Regions from separate parts of the Homo sapiens genome. Here regions 2 and 3 are each linked to region 1. Evidence: chromatin contacts called from ENCODE Hi-C or POLR2A ChIA-PET data. All regions are on one chromosome and are shown on one strand. Each heading gives the region's core, a stretch centred on a gene start or an enhancer-like site at or near the end of the contact. The rest is flanking DNA. Distances are from core to core; before and after follow the strand shown.

Region 1 (3,076 bases), core at 433-2,932:
TCTCCAAAGGTTTTTTTCACAGAACTTGAGAAACTAATCTTAAAATTAACATGGAAAAACCAAAGGCCAGCAATAAGGTGACATTACAAATCAATGAGGAAAAGATGAACTATTTAGCAAATGGTACTAGGGCAACTGGTTATTCCTGTGGAAAAAATAAAACTGCATTTTAATCTCACATCATATACAAAAATAAATTGTTGATAGATCAAATATTTAAATATGAAAAGAAAAATTATAAAAGTTTTAGAATAAATTACCAGAGAATTCACATCAGGATAAGAAAACACTTCTTAAACAAGACATAGAACTACATGCTATTAAGAAAAATAGACATATTGGAGCACATGAAAGTTCTTTATACAAAAGACTCCATAATAAAAAAACAGGTCATAGCTTTGGAGAGGAGATTTGCAACATATAATACCAATCAGAAGGTTAGTACTCAGAACATAAAGTACTCTCGTATATTAAAAGAGGTAGCCAGTTGTTTTTTAAGGCAAAAGATATGAACAATCAATTCACAGAAGAGGAAACTCAAATGACCAATGAACATAGGAAAAGATGTTCAATAGTAAAGAAATGCAAATTAAAGCCAAAATGAGACACTACTTCACACCCATCAGATTGATAAAAATAAAGTCTGCAAACACCAGATGTTGCCAAGAATGTGTGAAAGTAGGAACTCATACATCACAGGTGGGAGTGTAAATTGGTATAACTATTTGGGAGAGCAATTTGGCAATACTTCCATAAAGCGGAAGGCGTACTTTCTCTAAAATACAGTAGCTCTGCATCCAGGTACAGTAAAACCCCACAGGAACTCGAAATTAGATTCAATACAATTGGCAACTGCCTTTCATCCTCCTCCCAGCCTTAGATGGCACTTGGGGGCAAGCTACTGTTCTTATCTTTTAAACGGCGAGGGAAAGGCAGGTTAGTGGGGATGAGCAGGGTGGGTCCCCGAGTTACCAGGACTTTCCCAGCCAATATTCCCCTGATGAGGCCCCAAAATGAATGCTAACTGAGAAATCTCTAGAATCGCTGCTGTTGTCTTGGAAGTCTGTGTCAGGCATCAAGATCCAGAATCATTCATAGTATAATAACTTAAGCCTGAGCAGACAGTTACCTGGTGGCTCAAATCTGCAGATGGGACTTGTCACACTAGGAGAGGTTTTGGGAGACTGAACTTAATCTAACCTTACTGACGCATGATGAAGGATGTGACTCATCATACGTGCTAGATACAATATAAGGGACAACTAGAGGAGGTACTGATAAAGAATTACAAAATCAGAGTGAGCCAGATAAAGAATGATGAAAAACAGGATGTCAGAGTAAGTGCCATGTAGCTACTGATGCAAATGAACTATCTGTTGACTATTTACTAAAAAAAGGACCATAGCTTTAATTGCTTATAAATAGAGAACATTCACCATAGCTCTATAGCCACTTATGGGCTATCTGCATGGATGCAGGGGTTTTCTGCTCAGTAACAAAATTAGTTAATTCTATTTTTATGAATTAGCATGTTCCTTTGGGCCTTGATTACTTTTTTATCCCAACAATTTGGCAATAAGGAAGATTGGTATATCTCAAGTGAGTCCTTTTGGTGGGTGAATTTGTTGGAGGATTTGTGGTCACCCGTGATTAGGTCAGAACTCTGAATGTTTGCCAAAAAGTCTCCCTCTGACTACTTTGGCTGAGTGGGATTTGGTTCCCAGGGAAAATTCCAAAGCCTCTCTGTAAATTCCAAGTTACAACTGAGCAAAATGGGTAACTCATTGAAGGTCCCATCTGATTCATCACTGGCTTTAGCAGTAGAAAAATACGAGATGCCTAGAATATTGTCAGTAGGTCTCTCTTTTAAAAATAAAAGGCTTCTTTTATTCTCTCACATTTGGCATAAGCATACTTATAAAAATCCTGCTTTGCAACGGTCAAAAGAAGGCTCATTTGAAGTAGACAAATTGATGTATTTACAGGAATTCTCAGAAAAACCCCACTCAAAGGGATTATTGGTATCTCTGGATCTCAGGAAATAAAAGAAGGAATGAAGTGGGCAGCCACAAAGAATGAATTAAGAAACTGGAGGAAGAGATAAAGTAACTGAAAGCTCCTTTCTCTTCTTCCAGGTTCTTGACCTCTTTCTGCTGTTGCTCCTTCTGCTTTTTCTGCTTCTTGTTGCCCTTCTTTGCCTCTATCTAGGTCCTAGAAGAGTGGGGCAATGACCTTCTGGATGGATGGATGATTCCCAATGGCTACAGGTTCTGGAGATAACTTCCCTTTGGAAGGGGGAAAATTGCTAGCCTTATTAGAATATTCTAATGTGGATTCCATTCTCCAAAACTTCCCTAAACAGAACATGCAAAACACAGCTACGGAGGCAGAAATGATGAAGAAGAAGGAACAAGGAGTCTGAGAACCTGGATAACAGACTGTCCTAGAATTAAGGTATTAGGTTGGCAAATGGTTGCGTTGGTAACTTAGATGAAAGGGGAGGCAAAAGGAGTAAGGATACCAAACAGCAAAATGAGACTGACACTACAGTGTCATACAAACCAACTTATTGTTTCTTTTCTTTTCTTTTTTTTTTTTAATTTTACTTTAAATTCTGGGATACATGGGCTGAAATGTGCAGGTTTGTTACATAGGTATACATGTGCCATGGTGGTGTGCTGCACCTATCAACCCATCACCTCAGTTTTAAGCCCCGCGAGCATTAGGTATTTGTCCTAATGCTCTCCCTCCCCTTCCCTCCGACCCCCTGACAGGCCCCGGTGTGTGATATTCCCCTCCCTGTAGTCATGTGTTCTCATTGAGTCAACTTATTTTTTCATCTCAATGGAAGAAAATCAGCCCTACCCTTTAGTAGCTCCGGTGACTCAAATGCCTTTTTAAAGTGATCCAGGACTGCCAGGTACATCAGACATGGTAGGAGTGCATATGACCTTTTCCCCAGCTGATGGTACCCATCTTAAAGAGTTATTTCCCAGTGCTCTGAAAAGATCTGGAAACATTTGCCGAGGTGCTCTGTGGCACACTGGCTGCTGCATGGAGTTGCTCTGGCCGACTG
Region 2 (3,076 bases), core at 230-2,729, 55 kb after region 1:
AAAACATTTTGAACTATGGGTACATAGTCAACAGGCCATTCTATTTTTATGGTACCATCCAGTAGACAGATTTAGGTAACTGGAAATAAGCATGCCAAATTGTTGAAGAAAACAGGTGAACAGGGGGTCAAGTCCGAAATAGGCATCTTCCTGGGCTTATCACACTAAGATTAATTTTACCAATGTTTGATGAAGCTATCATGTAGTCAAACACAGAGAACCCTAAACTTAAGAAACTGCTACTAAAATTAATTGTACATGTGATTAAATGAATGGAAGTCATACCCTCTAAATCCTAAGTCCATTAAGACAAAAACATTTATAACACACTGTATTTATGACTTCTTGTGGTTCTTGAAAAGTCAAAAATTGTGTTTGAGGTTTATCTCGTTTTCCGTTTATAATATGCATTTTAAAAGTGGAAAAACTCAAGCACGTAACAAGTGAAAAACTGAACAACGTTGCCAAATTCCTAAACATACAATACTTAGCTCCAATTATCTCTGCATCTATTCTAAAATGGTTTAAAAAAAGTCTGAATCAATAAGCGCCTGATGGGCCTGGGATACTCCAATACAGTCTTGTCAACCAATAGGAAAACTTTTCCTAAATCTGGATTCGTCTTTCATCTCTTTATCACAAAACACCGAACACAAACCGAGATTGTTAACGGATAACCAAATGGCAAGAACCCCAGACAGAGTAATCAGTACTTGGATGTTAGGGCTGTTTTTAAGGACTTGAAATGAGACAGCTTAGGGAAGAAATGCGGGATTCATTTCTCCAAGTTATATTTGTAACACTTCTTAATACGGAGTTAAAAATGTGAACAGCCGAGCTAAAATGAACGCAGCGTGTAAAAGGGATCTGGACTGGAGCCTGGGGGTGAAGGAGGGACGAGGGGGGAGTGAGGGGCTTTCGTGACGCTCGGCCTGGGGTTGCTGGCGATCTGGATGGAGGGATGGATAGTTAAGCGAATGGCCAGGGCTGGATCCGAGATGCCAAGAGATGTCTCGCCCCACGAGCGCGCGCGAGTCTGAGCCGCTGGGGCAGCGCAGTGTGTCCGTTTCCATCCGCGGCGCCCGAGCCCGCCTCCATGTTCGCGATCTATGCCCCCGGGCGGGCGGGGACCGGTGCCTTAGGCCGCGGGGCCGGGAAGCCCGGCCTCACCTCGCCCGAAATCCCGGCGGGGACGGCGTTGCCCGAGGGGAGGATGCGCTGGGCTTTCCGCTCGGCCCCACCTGAGCGACCGGAGCTCGGTGACTCGACCTCCGGAGCCCGACCCGCCTGGGCCTGGAGATCACACGGCGAGGTCGCTGCGGCCCCGGCGCCCTCCGCCTGGCGCCCGGGCGCGGCCCCGCGGCCCTCCCCACGACCGGCTACCCCAGGACCACTCTCGCCGCGGTCCGCGTCCCCCACCCCCTTCCCGAGGACAAACCTGGGAGCCGCCACCCGGCATAGCCAGCCCCGCGAGAAAGCGGCGAGCGGGCGGCGGGGCCCGCGGAGAAGCGGCCACCGCGGCCCTCCCGCGCCAAGCCGCGCCCGCCCGCGCGCCCTCTCCGCGGGCCGCAGCCCCGGCGCCCCCTCCCTGGGTTGCACAACTCACAGCCCCAACGCGCGCGCACTCGAATCTGTTGCTCAACCTACTTGCATTCTCTTCTCCGCAGCCATCACTACATGCCCTGGAGCTGGGGCAGCCCCGGGGCCCTCCGGCAGGCGGCCGCCTCTCGCCTCAGCCCTGGGCTGCCGCGGCCGCCGCTAGGGCGCGGGGCGAGCGCGAGGCTCCCTCATGCCTCCCGCCCGGACAGCTGGCCGCACGCCAGGGCCCCGGCTCGGGCGCGCCCGAGCGCTGGGCTCGGCTCGGCCCTGCCCTTCGTCCGTGCCGCTGCTCCGCGGGCGAGAGCGAACCCGGCTCCGCCACCTCGCTCCGCGCTCCTCGCCCGCCCGCCCGCCCGCAGCCACCGCAGCCGCGCCGCTTCCTCCTCCCCTTCCCTCTTTTCCTTCTCCTCCGTCGCCGCCTCTGGAGCCGAGGTTGGCAAACCAGCACCTGCTGCTGGAGAACGCCGAGAACTGAAACAGGAAACCCTGAGCCAAGGGGAAAACCCGAGAGGCGTGGAGAGGGGTGAGGGGAGCTGCTGGAACCTGTCGGGCTCGACCCAGCCGCTGGGGCTGCCCGAGGTTCCCGCGCCGCCTCCCCTCGCGCCTATTCCCTGCCCCGGCCCAACCCAGCGGTCCCGACCTCCCCGCGCCTCTCCCCCGACCTGGTGCAGGACGGCGCCTTTCCGCTCGGCGACACCTTCTCCACCCAGCAGTAACACTGATCATGTCCCGGGCAGTCAAGGAGATCGACGGGCCGCCTTCTTAGGGCAGGTTCCCCGTAGTTGTTTACTTATCAATATTCCGTGATGAGGAAAAACCACACCCTGCATTAGCAAGGCCAATAAAAGAATTTAAACAAATGAAGCTGTTGGGATTTCACCCAGGGATAGGACTTCTTTCAGCAAGGAAATTGGCTTTGATGGAAATGGCAATCGTGTCAAAATCGAGGTTGAACCCAAGATACATCCAGATCTCTTTCAGGAGATCGGAAGGAAACAGCCCTTTGCACAGAGGTGGGCGCCTGAATCGCAGGCTGAAAAGCACCGGGAGCAGAGAGCCTTTCTACTTCTGTGAATCGTACAACACCCAGCACAAACTAAGTCAATGTTTCAGAAATGTTCAAATAACCTTATTCGCCTGTCCTTGGAATCATTACGAGCAGCCTAGGGCAGGATGAGTCTGCTTCTGGAGTGAGAGGGAGGGACACTGAATGGGTTGTGCCCCTACCATATGCCACGGGCCAAATAGCCTGCTTTAAATCCACTGTCCCGTTTGTCACCACAGCCATGTGAGCTGGGTATTAGAAACCCCTTTATCCATCAGAAAATCGAGGTTAGAAAATTTACCTGCAGTTACACAGCTTGAATGTGAGGTATTCAGGTCTGTTACATCTAAAGGACGCATTTGTTTCACTGGACCACGATTCATGCCTTTGATCAACTTTTTACCTTTCATAAAATTAGTTTTGCCTCTGAGT
Region 3 (3,076 bases), core at 335-2,834, 48 kb before region 1:
TACGACACATCCATCATCATTTGCTCTCACTCTCTTTGAAACGGGTCTAGCTGAGAATCCAGCTGGTCTTATTTCTGATATTTGAGCTAAAATCCTGGGTTAAAGCACATTCTTAATGTGCCATAGATTGCCGCAAACAATACTCTTCTTAGCTATTTATCTTTAGCCATTTCTTCCAGTGCAGAAATTCATTCATGTAACTCTTTCCATTTTGTCAACTCGTAAAACTCCCCAAAGTAAAATCTACCTGATCTTTTATGATTTTTCCTCCTTGATTTTCATCTGTTAATGTTCTTTTTAGAGCAAATCCTTTGAGTGAGTTTGACTCTGAGCTATTGTCGTCAGAAGTAGGAAAAGAAAGTTTCTGCATGAAAAGTCAAGATCAAATGACAGAAAGAGATTTTGAATTATCTAGACATGAATTTATGAAGGGATCCACAGAGTTGGTGATTGCCACATCCTCCAGCTTGAGGTGTCACATAGTTGGCACCCTTGGAAGAACTGCTGGGCCTCTCCATAGTTGATTATAAAATTATTGACCCAAGAGAAAGAACAGGGACTCTTGAGTGATGTTCTGGTCCGTCTCCCACTGCCCCCAGGGCTTCTCCACAGCACTGTCATCCTATCTTCCTCGTGACTAGGGGCCTGTAGGATTATGGTGACATTAAGGAATTAAACGTGACATCTAAAGCCATGCACAGGCCAGGCGCTATGGCTCGTGCCTGTAATCCCAGCACATTTGGAGGCTGAGACAGGTGGGTTGAATGAACTCAGGAGTTTGAGACCAGCCTGGGCAACATGGCAAAACCCTGGCTCTCCAAAAAATACAAAAAGTTATCTGAGCATAGTGGCACATGCCTGTGATCCCAGCTACTCGGGAGGCTGAGGTGGGAGAATTGCTTAAGCCCAGGAGGTCGAGGCTGCAGTGAGCCAAGATCACACCCCTGCACTCCAGCCTGGGTGGCAGAGCGCGACCCTGTCTCAAAAATAAAATAAGCCATGAACAAGATAGAACTGACTGGTTTCCACATGAATAGGACCCCTACAGCCTTGGGACCAGACTGTACCCAAATTACTAATCAACCCCAAAGCCTGGCACAGTCTGGTGTATTTAGAGTCATGGGCCTTTTTTCTCAACCTTCAGACCTTTCTCTGAGGCTCTGAGCTGATTTTAGCTGAGGAGGCCAGAGTAAACCCAATCTGCAGGTCCTCCCTCCTGGATTCCTGAGTTGGGAAGGGGCCTGAGGTGGGTCAGACGGAGCTGGTGTAAATAAGGTGAACTCATTCCCTAAGCACACACGCCCTGTGGCTGCTCAACAATTTCTCTTGGGATTCACGTCACTAAGGTGTATGTGACTGTGACATGAAAGAGAGAGTGTTTATACCGTCATCTTATATCCACATCATAATTCTGGATCAGAACATTGCAAAATCTATATGTGAGACTCCTTTTGAGGCCAAAAGTAATTCTAACCAGGCTGAGGTCAGAGTGTAGAGTTTGTGGACGCACCTTTATTTTGATACAATCTGTACATCATTACATTTCCTCACTGGCATTCCATTCCCCTTCATCACTCAACCATCAACTAACCATGACTAAATGTTAACTTACAAAATGTGCAAAGACATTCAGGGTCATGCCTTTTCAACTGAATGTTGATAATACGAGTGTTCAAGTTGAGTTTTCTTCTTTCTTGCCTGACTTTCCTATTCACTTTCTGTGTCTTCATGCAGGCCCCTGGCTACTGACTTATGGGAAGCTTTAGGATAAGGACATACCTGGTGTTCTGAATGTGTATATCCCCCAAAGTCTGCAATCTCAGCTGGAACTGGATGGACCAGTATTCCATTACCCAGGGCCCTGGCTCATGGTTCTCTCCTCTTCTCAGTTTACTGTTGGATTTCCCTTTCTTGCTATTCTCTTTCTCTCCAGACCCCTCTCAATTGCCTTTCCTAAAGACAGACCTTAGCAAGATGGGCCAGGACTTGGGACTTCGCACAGCACCCTGCAGTCCCAAGCCAGCATCTACTGCACCCCATCTTCAGGACTCTATCCCCCAAACATGCTGGAAGGCATCAGCTTATGAGAACCCACTTTTTTCTGCATGACTAGCTTGTAAGGAAGAATCTATGGACAGGATTTCCAAGAATTTCCCACTTTTTCAAAAAATGTATGTGACTTATATTTGGCTTCAATCCAAGAGCAAACTCAGTGGTGAACAGCTCCATTTCTGTGCACATGTTGGTGGAATCTGCAGAAATCGATGCAACATTTCTTTCCTGTCTGGGCTGTTTGTATAATTGTATATAAATGTAGCAATAAATATATTCTAACATCAGCCTGAGCCTTACTGCGCACTTGATTCTGCATCCTGGTGGTAGGCGGTGAATATTGCTTGCCTGCCCCATCTCAGGTTCCCATCTTCTCTGATTTCAGTTACTTCGGACCTGGCCAGTGTTTGGAGAAAGAGGGTTGAGGAGAGTTCAGTGGCAGAGCTGGGATGTGAAGCAGCATTATTAATTCATAAGATGGCACTAGTCCTGGCACTTTGAGGTGTTTTGAATGTCCAAGGACCGAAGCTTAGAGGATTGGGTGACAGTTTGTGACATGAGTCAGCTGCATTAACAGTCACTCTGGCTGGGCACGGTGGCTCACGTCTGTAATCCCAGCACTTTGGGAGGCTGAGGTGGATGGGTCACGAGGTCAAGAGAGCGAGACCATCCTGGCCAACTTGGTGAAACCCCCCTGGGCATGGTGGTGTGTGCCTGTAATCCCAGCTACTCGGGAGGCTGAGGCAGGAGAATCGCTTGAACCCGGGAGGTGGAGGTTGCAGTGAGCTGAGATCGCACCACTGCGCTCCAGCCTGGACGACAAAGCGAGATCCTGTCTCAAACAAAACAAAACAAAACAAAACAAAACAAAAAACAACCAAAAAAGTCACTCTTACAGCCTTCAAGAGCATGTTGTGCTGTGATTATTTGACAGGTATCTGCTGGGCACGAAGTTACCCCTTAAAGATTTTCTGAAAAACCCCACAAAATATGCCAACATGACATAGGATTTTCCATCTGTCAC

What was found. Hi-C counts contacts between places; a loop is a spot of excess contacts on that map. ChIA-PET counts read pairs that join two places held with the same protein, here RNA polymerase II (POLR2A). Pooled maps may share reads with other maps.
Region 2: a loop to region 1 is called in a map of endothelial cell of umbilical vein, with 5 times the contacts of the local background. The contact joins the promoter of ZC3H12C here to the enhancer-like site in region 1. A Hi-C loop is called at or near these places in 4 of 168 maps with a recorded cell type or tissue (aorta, dorsolateral prefrontal cortex, endothelial cell of umbilical vein and 1 more), 2 of 37 single-sample maps with no recorded cell type and 6 of 50 pooled maps. POLR2A ChIA-PET finds 5 or more read pairs at or near these places in 6 of 52 experiments (A549, GM12878, HEK293 and 3 more).
Region 3: a loop to region 1 is called in a map of endothelial cell of umbilical vein, with 2.9 times the contacts of the local background. The contact joins two enhancer-like sites. A Hi-C loop is called at or near these places in 1 of 168 maps with a recorded cell type or tissue (endothelial cell of umbilical vein). POLR2A ChIA-PET finds 5 or more read pairs at or near these places in 4 of 52 experiments (GM12878, MCF 10A, Panc1 and 1 more).

What each region holds. Positions count from the first base shown.
Region 1 is chr11:110,147,142-110,150,217 of GRCh38, reverse strand. All of the region lies in intron 2 of ZC3H12C (zinc finger CCCH-type containing 12C), which reads right to left. Among named protein-coding and RNA genes, the nearest start is that of ZC3H12C, 55 kb to the right of the region's middle. Within about 2 kb of position 1,682, at least 6 of the 41 ENCODE cell types and tissues checked have a DNase peak (open chromatin) inside an H3K27ac peak, as active enhancers do; they include endothelial cell of umbilical vein, where a contact is called at or near this core.
Region 2 is chr11:110,091,795-110,094,870 of GRCh38, reverse strand. It overlaps ZC3H12C (zinc finger CCCH-type containing 12C), which reads right to left and starts at 1,479. Exons shown (of 6, transcript NM_033390.2): 1 at 1,439-1,479. The coding sequence starts at 1,459. RefSeq lists silencers at 1,120-1,589, 1,650-1,909, 2,210-2,269.
Region 3 is chr11:110,194,824-110,197,899 of GRCh38, reverse strand. It overlaps a transcript of RDX not described here. Among named protein-coding and RNA genes, the nearest start is that of RDX, 100 kb to the left of the region's middle. Within about 2 kb of position 1,584, at least 5 of the 41 ENCODE cell types and tissues checked have a DNase peak (open chromatin) inside an H3K27ac peak, as active enhancers do; they include endothelial cell of umbilical vein, where a contact is called at or near this core.